Linked DNA regions of Mus musculus: region 2 is linked to region 1. Evidence: chromatin contacts called from ENCODE Hi-C or POLR2A ChIA-PET data. All regions are on one chromosome and are shown on one strand. The core of a region is the stretch at or near the end of the contact, and the rest is flanking DNA. Distances in the headings are between cores, read along the strand shown. Region 1 holds the start of Map3k3 (mitogen-activated protein kinase kinase kinase 3). Region 2 holds the start of Dcaf7 (DDB1 and CUL4 associated factor 7).

The links. Hi-C counts contacts between places; a loop is a spot of excess contacts on that map. ChIA-PET counts read pairs that join two places held with the same protein, here RNA polymerase II (POLR2A).
Region 2: a map of adrenal gland shows a loop between it and region 1 (2.2-fold over the local background). The contact joins the promoter of Dcaf7 here to the promoter of Map3k3 in region 1. A Hi-C loop is called at or near these places in 4 of 37 maps with a recorded cell type or tissue (adrenal gland, gastrocnemius, heart and 1 more). POLR2A ChIA-PET finds 5 or more read pairs at or near these places in 4 of 5 experiments (Patski and embryonic stem cell).

The regions. Positions count from the first base shown.
Region 1 is chr11:106,082,353-106,087,341 of GRCm38, forward strand. Map3k3 (mitogen-activated protein kinase kinase kinase 3) reads left to right here and starts at 2,235. Exons shown (of 16, transcript NM_011947.4): 1 at 2,235-2,581. The coding sequence starts at 2,578.
Region 2 is chr11:106,033,766-106,038,559 of GRCm38, forward strand. Dcaf7 (DDB1 and CUL4 associated factor 7) reads left to right here and starts at 3,107. Exons shown (of 7, transcript NM_027946.3): 1 at 3,107-3,496. The coding sequence starts at 3,359. Kcnh6 (potassium voltage-gated channel, subfamily H (eag-related), member 6) reads left to right here. Exons shown (of 13, transcript NM_001037712.2): 13 at 18-1,829. The coding sequence ends at 299.

The DNA of each region.
Region 1 (4,989 bases), core at 985-3,484:
GGGTTCAGTTTGGACCTGTAGAATGTGAGGTGCCTGTGGAATGCTCAGGAATGTTGCCTCGGGAGCTTAGAACCAAGACCTGCCTGAGCTGGAATCCTCAGCACACAGGGTAACTGCAGCATGGAAATGTTTGACTTCAGTGGCTGAGGGACAAACAGTGGGAATCGAATTCACAAGAAAGGCATCTGAAGGAAAGGCAGAAAGAGGAAGCTTACTAGCTCAGTCATTGGAGAGGCTAAGTGAGATTACATGGCTGGGATCTAGTAAATAGCTGGTGTTTTTCCCTATTGTTTCTTCACCAGAAAAAAAAAAAAAGATTATTCTATTTCAGGCACTTCAGTAAATTAGGGACTTCTTTGTTTTGTTTGTTTGTTTGAGACAGGGTTTCTCTGTGTAACCCTGGCTGTTCTGGAACTCACTCTGTAGACCAGGCTGGCCTCAAACTCTGAAATCTGCCTGCCTCTGCCTCTACCTTCCAAGTGCTGGGATTAAAGGCGTTCACCATCATTACCCGGCATAAATTAGGGACTTAATCAAGTGAGAATATGAGACTTGAGAGTTTGAAGAAAAACGAGTTAGATACAGTGGCACAGGCCTTTAATTTTAATCCCAGTACTCAGGGGGTAGAGGCAGATAGATCTGTGAGTTTCAGACCAGACTACAAAGAAGTTCCAGGACTACAGAGAAACCCTGTCTCGGAAAACAAAAAAACAAAAAAACAAAAAAAAAAGTTCCAGGACAGTCTAGGTTAGAGACTCTGTCTCAAACAACAAACACCTCGTACACACACACACACACACACACACACACACACACACACGAGAGAGAGAGAGAGAGAGAGAGAGAGAGAGAGAGAGAGAGAGAGAGGACAATAAAGTTAATAGTATGGGTTGAGAGTGGGGATGAAGAAAAAGAATTGCGTAAGACACTCCTTAAGAGATCTGATACTCCAAAGCCACCTCCTAAGGTAAGTGTTTCTAAATGACAACTGAAAATGGCATCAGATTTTTCTGGAATCTGAAATATGTCATTGGAACTGTCTCCAGAGAAAGGGAAGCCACACTAACTGTGGTAGAGTTGGAATCTTAAGACTGGGTGTATGAATTATTGAAACAATGGAGGTTGAAAAAGTTAATCACAATGCTCTTTTGAAAGATCACACAGCCAGTACAATTGTTTTGAGACAATATTTAGTGGCACAGGAAGCACAAAAGTGTAAGCACACCAGAAAACAATATGAAGTTATTTTTTGTCTAACGTTGCATATCTAGGTAGGAAATAGATAAAACTATCTTCAGGGTAGGGCTTTTCTTTCTGTTTTCCTGCACTTTTAAGTTTTCTTTTAAAAACGTGTCTCGCTTTTATAATTCTAAGAGCAAAACTTGTCCAAAAGCAACTCTAGCAGAACTCAGAATGTGGGGACCCACATTCCAGCACTAGCCTAGCCTTTGAAGACGGAGTATCAGGTGTGGCCTCGGAGGTCTGAGACCCAGGGGGATGAGAGAAGTAACAAGACCATCCCCCTGCCTGTAAGCCGAGGCTACTCAGGGTATCGCGCAGCTCAAGTAGCCTGAAAGCATCGAGCCAAACCTTCCCTGCCCAATCCGCGCCAGACACTTTGCCCCAGCAGGGGCCGGACACCTCAGCACCTCGAGGTCGCCAACAACCGACAACCATAGGGCCGAAGGTTTTCTTTTTCTGAGGGCCTCTACAGAAGACGACTTTGCAAGGCGCCAGGCCGGGGTAGCCGCCGAGGGGAACGGCGCCAGCCCGCGCGCCCGCCGAGGGTTCCGCAACTGAGCAGAGGGTTGTGGGCGGAGCCTCAAGCCGGAGCAGTGATTGGAGCAGCCCACACCTTGGCCAGAGAGGCTGAGAGCGCCAGCTAGCGACACTCCGCGGCGGGTACTCAGCGCTCTCTCCGTGATTGGCTAGGCGCGAGAGGACGGGCGCTGTCTCAGTGATTGGCAGGCTCTAGCCAGCCCTCGGAAATCGCCTTGACTTCGCCCATTGGCATCCTGTGAGAGTAGGCGGGATTGGTCCGTCGTGATTAGCTGGCGGATGAGAGTGAGGGCGTTGGGAGAGAGCGGGGAGGAGGAGGCGGGAGTATCTGACTTCCTCCTGGTTATTGGCTGGTAATGAGAGTGGGGGTAGTGCCAAGGCCCAGCGGCTGCATGCGATTGGCAGATGCTGGCATGAGTGACAGGCTGCAAGGCTTGCTGCGCGCCCAGCGGTTTGTTTTTCGGAGCGTTCCTGAGGTGGAGAACAGTGGCCGGTCGGAGCGTCTTCTGGACTTCAGGACTCGCAGGCGGCCCGGTCGAGTGGCGCCGCCGAGGCCGGGTTGGGCCGAGCCTGGGAGCGCCGGGGATGTAGCGGGCCAACCTGCTCATGCCACAGCGCCCGGCCGCGGCCGGAGCCGGAGCCTGGGGAGGCGGCGGGGGCCCCGAGCGCAGCCCACGGCCCCCGCGCGGAGCCAGGCCCGCTGCCGTCCCCGCCGCCCGCTCCCCCGGCATGCAGCCCCGGCTGCGGAGGTGACACTTCTGGGCTGTAGTCGCCACCGCCGCCTCCGCCATCGCCACCATGGGTGAGTACCGCCACCGCCCCGGCCTGTGCCCGCGCTGCTTCGCGACGCCCCGCCCCAGGCTGAGGGGAGGAGGACCCTGGGCCGCCGCCTGACAAGGCATGGACAGTTCGCCGGGCCCGGGGCTGAGGATCGCGGACCGCTCGCCTCTCCGCGGTGCCTCGATCGGGGCGCCGTTCTGGCTACCTCCGGGGGTGCCCTACCGGCCAAACCCACTCGGCAACTCTCTTTCCGGGCATGCGGCCGGCGTATCCCGGGGAGGGGTCTGCGGGACCGAGGCCCGTCGGGCGGCCCACTGCGGTCCCCAGCGAGCTGGCGCGCGAGCTTGAGGGTGGGGGAGCCGGAGCTCAGTGTGGGGCCGGGGCTGGAGCCTGGTGCAGGCCCAGCTGCTGTTGTGTCTTTTCCTTGATTTGCTTTTTTTTTTTTTTTTTTTTCCTGCCTGTGTCATTTCCTTCCCTTTGCTCACACAGGCTGGCCTGTGAGTTCCCGGGGCTTTGCTCTGGAGCTCTGTGCGCTCTCCTGCGCGGGGGAGGGGGACGCGGGGGGAGGGTATGCGGGGCATCCACTGCGACGCTATTCGACGCGGATCCCTGTTAGCAATAGCAGGCTTGAGAAATGCGAGCTGCGCTCCTCGCAGATTACTGGAAGTTAAGAATCCTTGAGCGCTGAGGGTTATAACTCAAACCCTACTTTTGGAAAAACCCGGCTTTTATATTTATCCTGCGCTACCCCTGCAACTATGTAACTTTTTGAAAGAGGCATTCGGTACATAAAAGGATCACTATGAAATCATTTCCTTTTTGTCAGTATTTGTAATTCTCCTGTGAAGATGTAATCTAAGAAAAGTTTTTTTAATGCCTTCTACAAAATATTTGAGCTGTTTTATATATATTTTGCATAATTTTGGTTCTTTATCAAAAAGTCTTGGACTTAGCTAAGGAATGTGTGACATTTTAAATATATTTTGCTTCCCCAGTTGGGGCAGGTATTGTGATGCTCATTTTCCTGGTCTCAATCAGGTTTTGCAAAAATATTTAGTATTATTCTAAGTCAGAAAGGGGTGAAATTTAGTGAAAGTCTCCTTTGCAGAAGTATTCATTGCTTGTGTGAGTGCTCCATAAGATGAAATGCTAATGTTTGTTTTGCCCTAAAGCAAGGTCAAGTCATTTTTGTAGGAGGTTTTGTGGGTGCAGTAGCAAATTGGCCAGATACTCGATTGTGGTGGAACTCCTTACTCTGGCTTTAAGTTAATTGCTTTGTTCTTTATCAGACTGCCCCTCATACAGTATGGGAAGGATTTGTTCATTTGCTGGGTTTTCTATTCCCTTTCCATGCTATATTTCAGATTTTTTTTTCTATAGAACTCTCATCTGAGAGACACCAAAGGAAACTAGTAAGGATTTACATTTCAACATTTATTTATTCACATGTCTAATACAATATATTCCAATAAATGTTTATGGAATGCTTATTATATGGGGCACATATTTCCTTATATATTATTGGGGAACAGAATTCTTTTTATCCTTCCCTGTTTCCCCACATTTACCTACTGCTACAGACTTTAAGCTAGATCTTTGAATTATGGACCTGTATTGTAATAGTCTTATACGCTTTCCTTCTTGCCCGGTGTGTGAGCCTTAAGTCGCAAACGGGAGTATGAGACCCTTGAGGATATACAGACCTCACATGGAACACTTTGGTTGTAAAACCAGTGTGTGAGTATCCAATAATGACGGCAACGTCTCATTATCTAGTATGAAAATAGAGGAGAGCCTGTTTTCAAATTTGAAGATGTTTTCAGCTAGTGTATGAACATGTTTTCGGAAAGGCCTTGCTGGGAGGAAAGAAACTCCGTGGGTAAAGTCCCAAAGGAAAAAGAACAGGGAGCATGGTGTCTTTTTATTTGAGCCCATGTCACTTTTTAAATGTATTTGTGTTTCCAGTGCTGGGCATCAAACCTAAGTCTTGTGAAGGCTAGGCAGGCATCTGTCACTGAGCTCCGTCCCTAGCATTCTCTTAAATACCTTTGCTTTCCTCTCTCTGTCTTTCTCTCACATTTAAAAAATTATTTATTTTTATTTCATCTGCATTGGTGTTTTGCTTGCATGTATACCTGTGTGAGGGTGTGAGCTACAGACAGTTTTGAGCTGCTATGTGTGTGCTGGGAATTGAACCCAAGTTGTCTGGAAGATCACCCTGTATGTCTTCTTAACTTCTAAGCCATCTCTCTAGCTCTTTCTTTCTTCCTTTTTTGTTTTTGTTGTTTGTTGTTGTTCTGAGATAGTCTTCTTGTGTAGTCCTAGCTACCCTGGAACTTGCTGTGTAGACCAGGCTGTTCTTAAATTTATTGTAATTCCTGTTTCCTCAGAACCTAATAAACAAACAAACTCAAACATTTAATAAAGAAG
Region 2 (4,794 bases), core at 1,857-4,356, 48 kb before region 1:
TTTTGCCTTTCTCCCAGACCCTAAGCTATGGTGATTTGGACAAACATATCCGGATGCCCAGGAATTTCTCCCCCAGGATACCTCACGTGGCCGCGGCAATGGACAAATCTCTGGTGCCGTCCTCAGAACAAGAGCAGCCCAAGGGGCTCCTGTCACCTCTGGCCTCACCTCTGTGTCCCCTGGAAGTACAGGGACTGGGTGGTCCCCACTTTTCCTCCCTCCCTGAACACCTCAGCTCCGTTCCCAAGCAGCTGGAATTCCAGAGACACGGTTCAGATCCTGGATTCACAAGGAGTTAGGCCCTTTAGACCCCGGGATAAAAGCTACCATGAGGGAATTTAAATACAGCGAGGTGAGAGTTAAGCCCCCTTCCATGGAGGGCCAGACAGCTCTCCCATAAAACTCTGAAAACCATTTTCTCTGAAAAACTGCAGACTGCTGAACCAGGTGACCAGGATGGCCTGAGCAGAGAGGCCTGGGACTTGGCCCAGCCTCCCTGGGAGTCCCTATAGTCAGCAAGCCAGGCAGAGGGCTGCTCAGGGGTAGCTCACAGGATGTAAGAGTCAGTGGAGAAGAGAGATGCTTCGGGTCTTCGGGAGAGTCTTGCTTGGGGCCGCACATGATCAGAACCACCCTCTGCCTCCAAAGCTCAGACCCAAGGCCAGGGTTGACCAGATCTTTACCAAAAGCCTCTAATATGGCTGGAATTAGAGGTTTCCTCTGTGGTGGACATAAAAGAAAGAGCTGCAGCCCTCAGCCCCTCAGCCCCCGAGAGTCCCATAACGATATCTGGGACATGCAGTACCACATAACTAATAAAGCCTTGAACATTTCATGTTGGGCTAGGTGTGTAACCCACCCGAACATCCTCAGGTCCGTGCCTATGCTGGGACCTTCTCCAAACCCTTCCCGCACCCAACCTGTTGGAGACCTGAAGGTGTCTCAGCTAGGAGCAGGGGCTCCACAGCCTGAAGCTGTCTCCAGCTGAAGGGAAACAGACTCAGCCTCCTAAGTGTCCACAGAGAATCATGGCCAGAGACGGTGTTTGTCCAGCCCTCCACCATCCTCTCCTGCACATGGTTGTCCTTCTAACCCGTAGAATAGCCTTAGGAAGTTGGTTTTACTATCCTCATATGAAAGGTCTTGGGTCAGTAGCAGAGAGACTATGGCACTTACCAGAGTGTGAGCAGGCCTTCTGGGCACGTCAGTATTTGCTTTCTGCTCTGGTGATGTGTTCCGGTTAGAAAAACATGTGTGCTCCCATATGTAAATGACATTTCAATAAAAAGTTAAACTCAACACACTAGAAAAAGGAGAACACGGTTTCAACCCACACTGCCTCGCTTGAGAGACCTGTTAAAACATCGTTGCTTGTCAGATAATTCTAATCTGTCCTCCTCAGCCCATTTTTCCTTCCTTTTGCAATTTCTATTTGATGCCCCAGAGTCTGTTAGTGAGTTTATGAGCACACATTCGCAAGTGTTTATACAAGCTAAAACGTTAAAGTTAACTTTTCTGTTGGGCGTGGTGGCGCATGCCTTTAATCCCAGCACTCAGGAGGCAGAGACAGGCGGATTTCTGAGTTCAAGGCCAGCCTGGTCTACAAAGTGAGTTCCAGGACAGCCAGGGCTATACAGAGAAACCCTGTCTCGAAAAAACAAAACAAAACAAAAAAGACCTGTTCCGTAAAATAGATAGATAGACCTCCGCTAAGATTGTACTACAAGACCATTATTAACCCACTGAAAAATCAGAAATGATGTAACCAATAGAAAACTATGGACCAAATTTCCTGATATGCACAGAAATAAAACGTTTCAATAAAATACACACCTAGGTATCCAGTTAATTTTCTTTTAACTTTTATTATTTTGAAACAGATTCTCAACTAGCCCAGGCTGCCTCTAATTGGCTCTGTAGCCCAGGATAAGAGTGACTTTCTGGTTCTCCTGACTCTACCTCCCAAGAGCTGGATTAGAGGTGTGTAACACCATGCCTAGGCTCTATGTAAAAATAAAAGTGCCCAGTAGACTTGTTCATACAGGTGGCCATTACTAAAAGATGGTTGATAAGTGTATACTATTGTCCCTCAAGGCTTCCAAGTGTTTGTATCCATTAAAAATTGTATTTTACAGACTGGAGAGGTAGGATAGCCCTATGGGCACTGGATGCTCTTGCAGCAGACCTGGGTTGGATTCCCATCTGTAACTAACTCCAGTTCCAGGGGATTGAATGCCTCTTCTGACCTCCGTGGGCAACTGTTCACATGTAGTACACTTACTTATACTCGGGCACATACAAATACACGTAAAATTAACGTGTTTTAAAGTACTGCCTAACAATTCAATACAACCCCTTTCAATATCGTTGAAAGAATTTACATTTATATTGGTGTACCTAGATCCAGGTTTTTCTGCATTTCAAACTCATGGCATATAAGCATTTAAAGTTGGATTACCATTTGGCTTCTGAACATCCCAGAGGAAGAAGGTAAGTGACTAATAGCCAGGTCATTTGCAAATCGATCCCAGAATTCAGGAGTCTCTTTAGTGTCTGTAGGAAAGCGCAGGAAAGCCTTAATCAATCTAGCCTGTCCCTGGACGTTTCTATCATGCCTGAAAGAGAACAGTTAAAAGGTGGGCATTGGAGCTGGAGAGAGTTCCCGTTTGGCAAAGACTGAGGGACCGCCGGACATAGGGAGATGTAATAAACGCAGGTGGTCCTCCATGAAGGTAGGTTTGACAGTTACTGTCAGTGGAGAGAGGTGATCAGAACAGCAGCAGCAGAGGAGAAATAGCAGGCTTTACTCTTGGCCTAGAATTTGGATCAGTAGAGGGGCACACTTGCCCCCATGCCACCCACGCCCCCATTCACCCGCACTGCGCCGTTATCCCCTTGACTGACATCTTGGGTAGCCAATGATCTTTGGGACTTCAAAAGAGCCCGCCTCCAGGAGCTGGGCGGGGCTAATGAGCAGAATGACAAACATTTTCACCAATAGTAAGGAGGGCGCGGGCGCTACAACTGTGTCGACCAATGAAAAGAAGGAACAGTTTGGAAAGGACGTACCCGGCAGCCAACGCTCGTCGCCGCTGCGGGGTCGCGTGGCTTCCGTTCCGAGAGGGCGGGCCGGCATCCCAAACGGAAGGTGGTAGCGCTGCCCGAGCTGGTTTGAAACTGGTGGTCGGGCCCGGCCGAGTGTGAGTGTGTGTAGCCGAGGACCCGCTGGAGGGCTAGGCCGTTCTTGACCGCCCCGGCCCCGCCTCCCCTCGGACCCGCGGACCCAAGCCCGGGTCCCCGCCTGTCTTGTGCCCCAGCCCGCTGCCTCTCTGGCCGGCTCTGCGGCCCAGCCGCCACCATGTCCCTGCACGGCAAACGGAAGGAGATCTACAAATATGAAGCGCCCTGGACTGTGTACGCCATGAACTGGAGCGTGCGGCCGGACAAGCGCTTTCGCCTGGCGCTGGGCAGCTTCGTGGAAGAGTACAACAACAAGGTGAGTTGTGCCGGGGCTCAGCGTGTAGCCGGCGGGGAACGCTCGAGGTGGGCGGCAGCCCCGGTCCCCACAACTCTCCTGCAAACTCGCCTTGACCACAACAAGGGGGTGGGTCCTCTGTGGTCCTGTCGCTGAGGTTGTCACACTCGTTGCCTCTTATTTAGTTTTGACAGCCGGGGGAAACCGAGGCACGGTGTTGTGACATGCCTGAGGCAGATAAGATTTTCGATGGTAGTAGCAGGTTTCAGATCGGAGTCACACCCCCAAAGCTATGTCCTCCGTCCCTCTCATTTCCCCCACTCCTGTCGCAGTGCTTCTGTTGCTAGGTGGGGGGCGGGAGAGAGGCAGTGGAGGAAGATGCGGCGCTTGGATTGGTGGTCGTGCATTCCTGGCCACGCGAGATTTCTGTTAGGGCTATTTATTGCAAGATCTTCCCCATCTCAGGTGTTTCTCATGGATACAGAGCCCTAATGCTAGGTTGTCATTGGTCATTGGTTTTGCTCCTTGATGTTCACCCTCCCCCAAACAGCCTATCCTTGGAAACCTTAGTCTGTGGCATTATCCCGCCATTATTTCTGAATAGAGAAAGATGACGTTTGACCTGTTCTTTTCGTGGTTCTTTACACATTCATTTGCAGCATTGCTGGACATCATCACTTCATCAAAACACTGGCAGAAGGAGAGAATTTTTATATGCAGGGTATAGGTTTGAAAGTATTGAGAAGAATTTTCTTTCCCTAATCTCTTACCTTCATTCTTTTGTTGTAATTTGAGTTAAAAAAAAAAAAATGAATGACAGTAATCAGAGATACTGAAAGCTTTGGCCAGTGGTATTTATAGCCAGTACTCTGCCTTACTCTTATGAACATCAGACTGGAGACAAATGACAAGATGGTGGGAGCAGTGGAAGAAGTAGGTGGTCTAGGATTTAGCTATAAGGCATTGAACAAACCAGATTTTATTATTTTTGACCCACAGTGATCTAGGAGAGGGCTTCTGTTTTATATGTGAAGGGTCAGGTGAAAACATTTGAGCATTTTAGGTTTGTTTATGGTATTTCGGGAGCACATGTGTTTCTCTGGGAAAGGGTCACCATTTTTTGGCATCTTCTTTGAGAAAAGGGTGAAAAGGATGGCCTTTGATTGTCTAGACGTCACACATACACCAGCAGTTTACAGTCCCAGGGAGTGTGTACCGAGCCGCCCTTTCCTAGTGAAGAGCCCTATTTCTTGTCTCCTCTCTAGTGGCTTTTTTTACCCCCACAGTGGCAGTAAAACTGGAGCTGGGCTTCAGGGTCC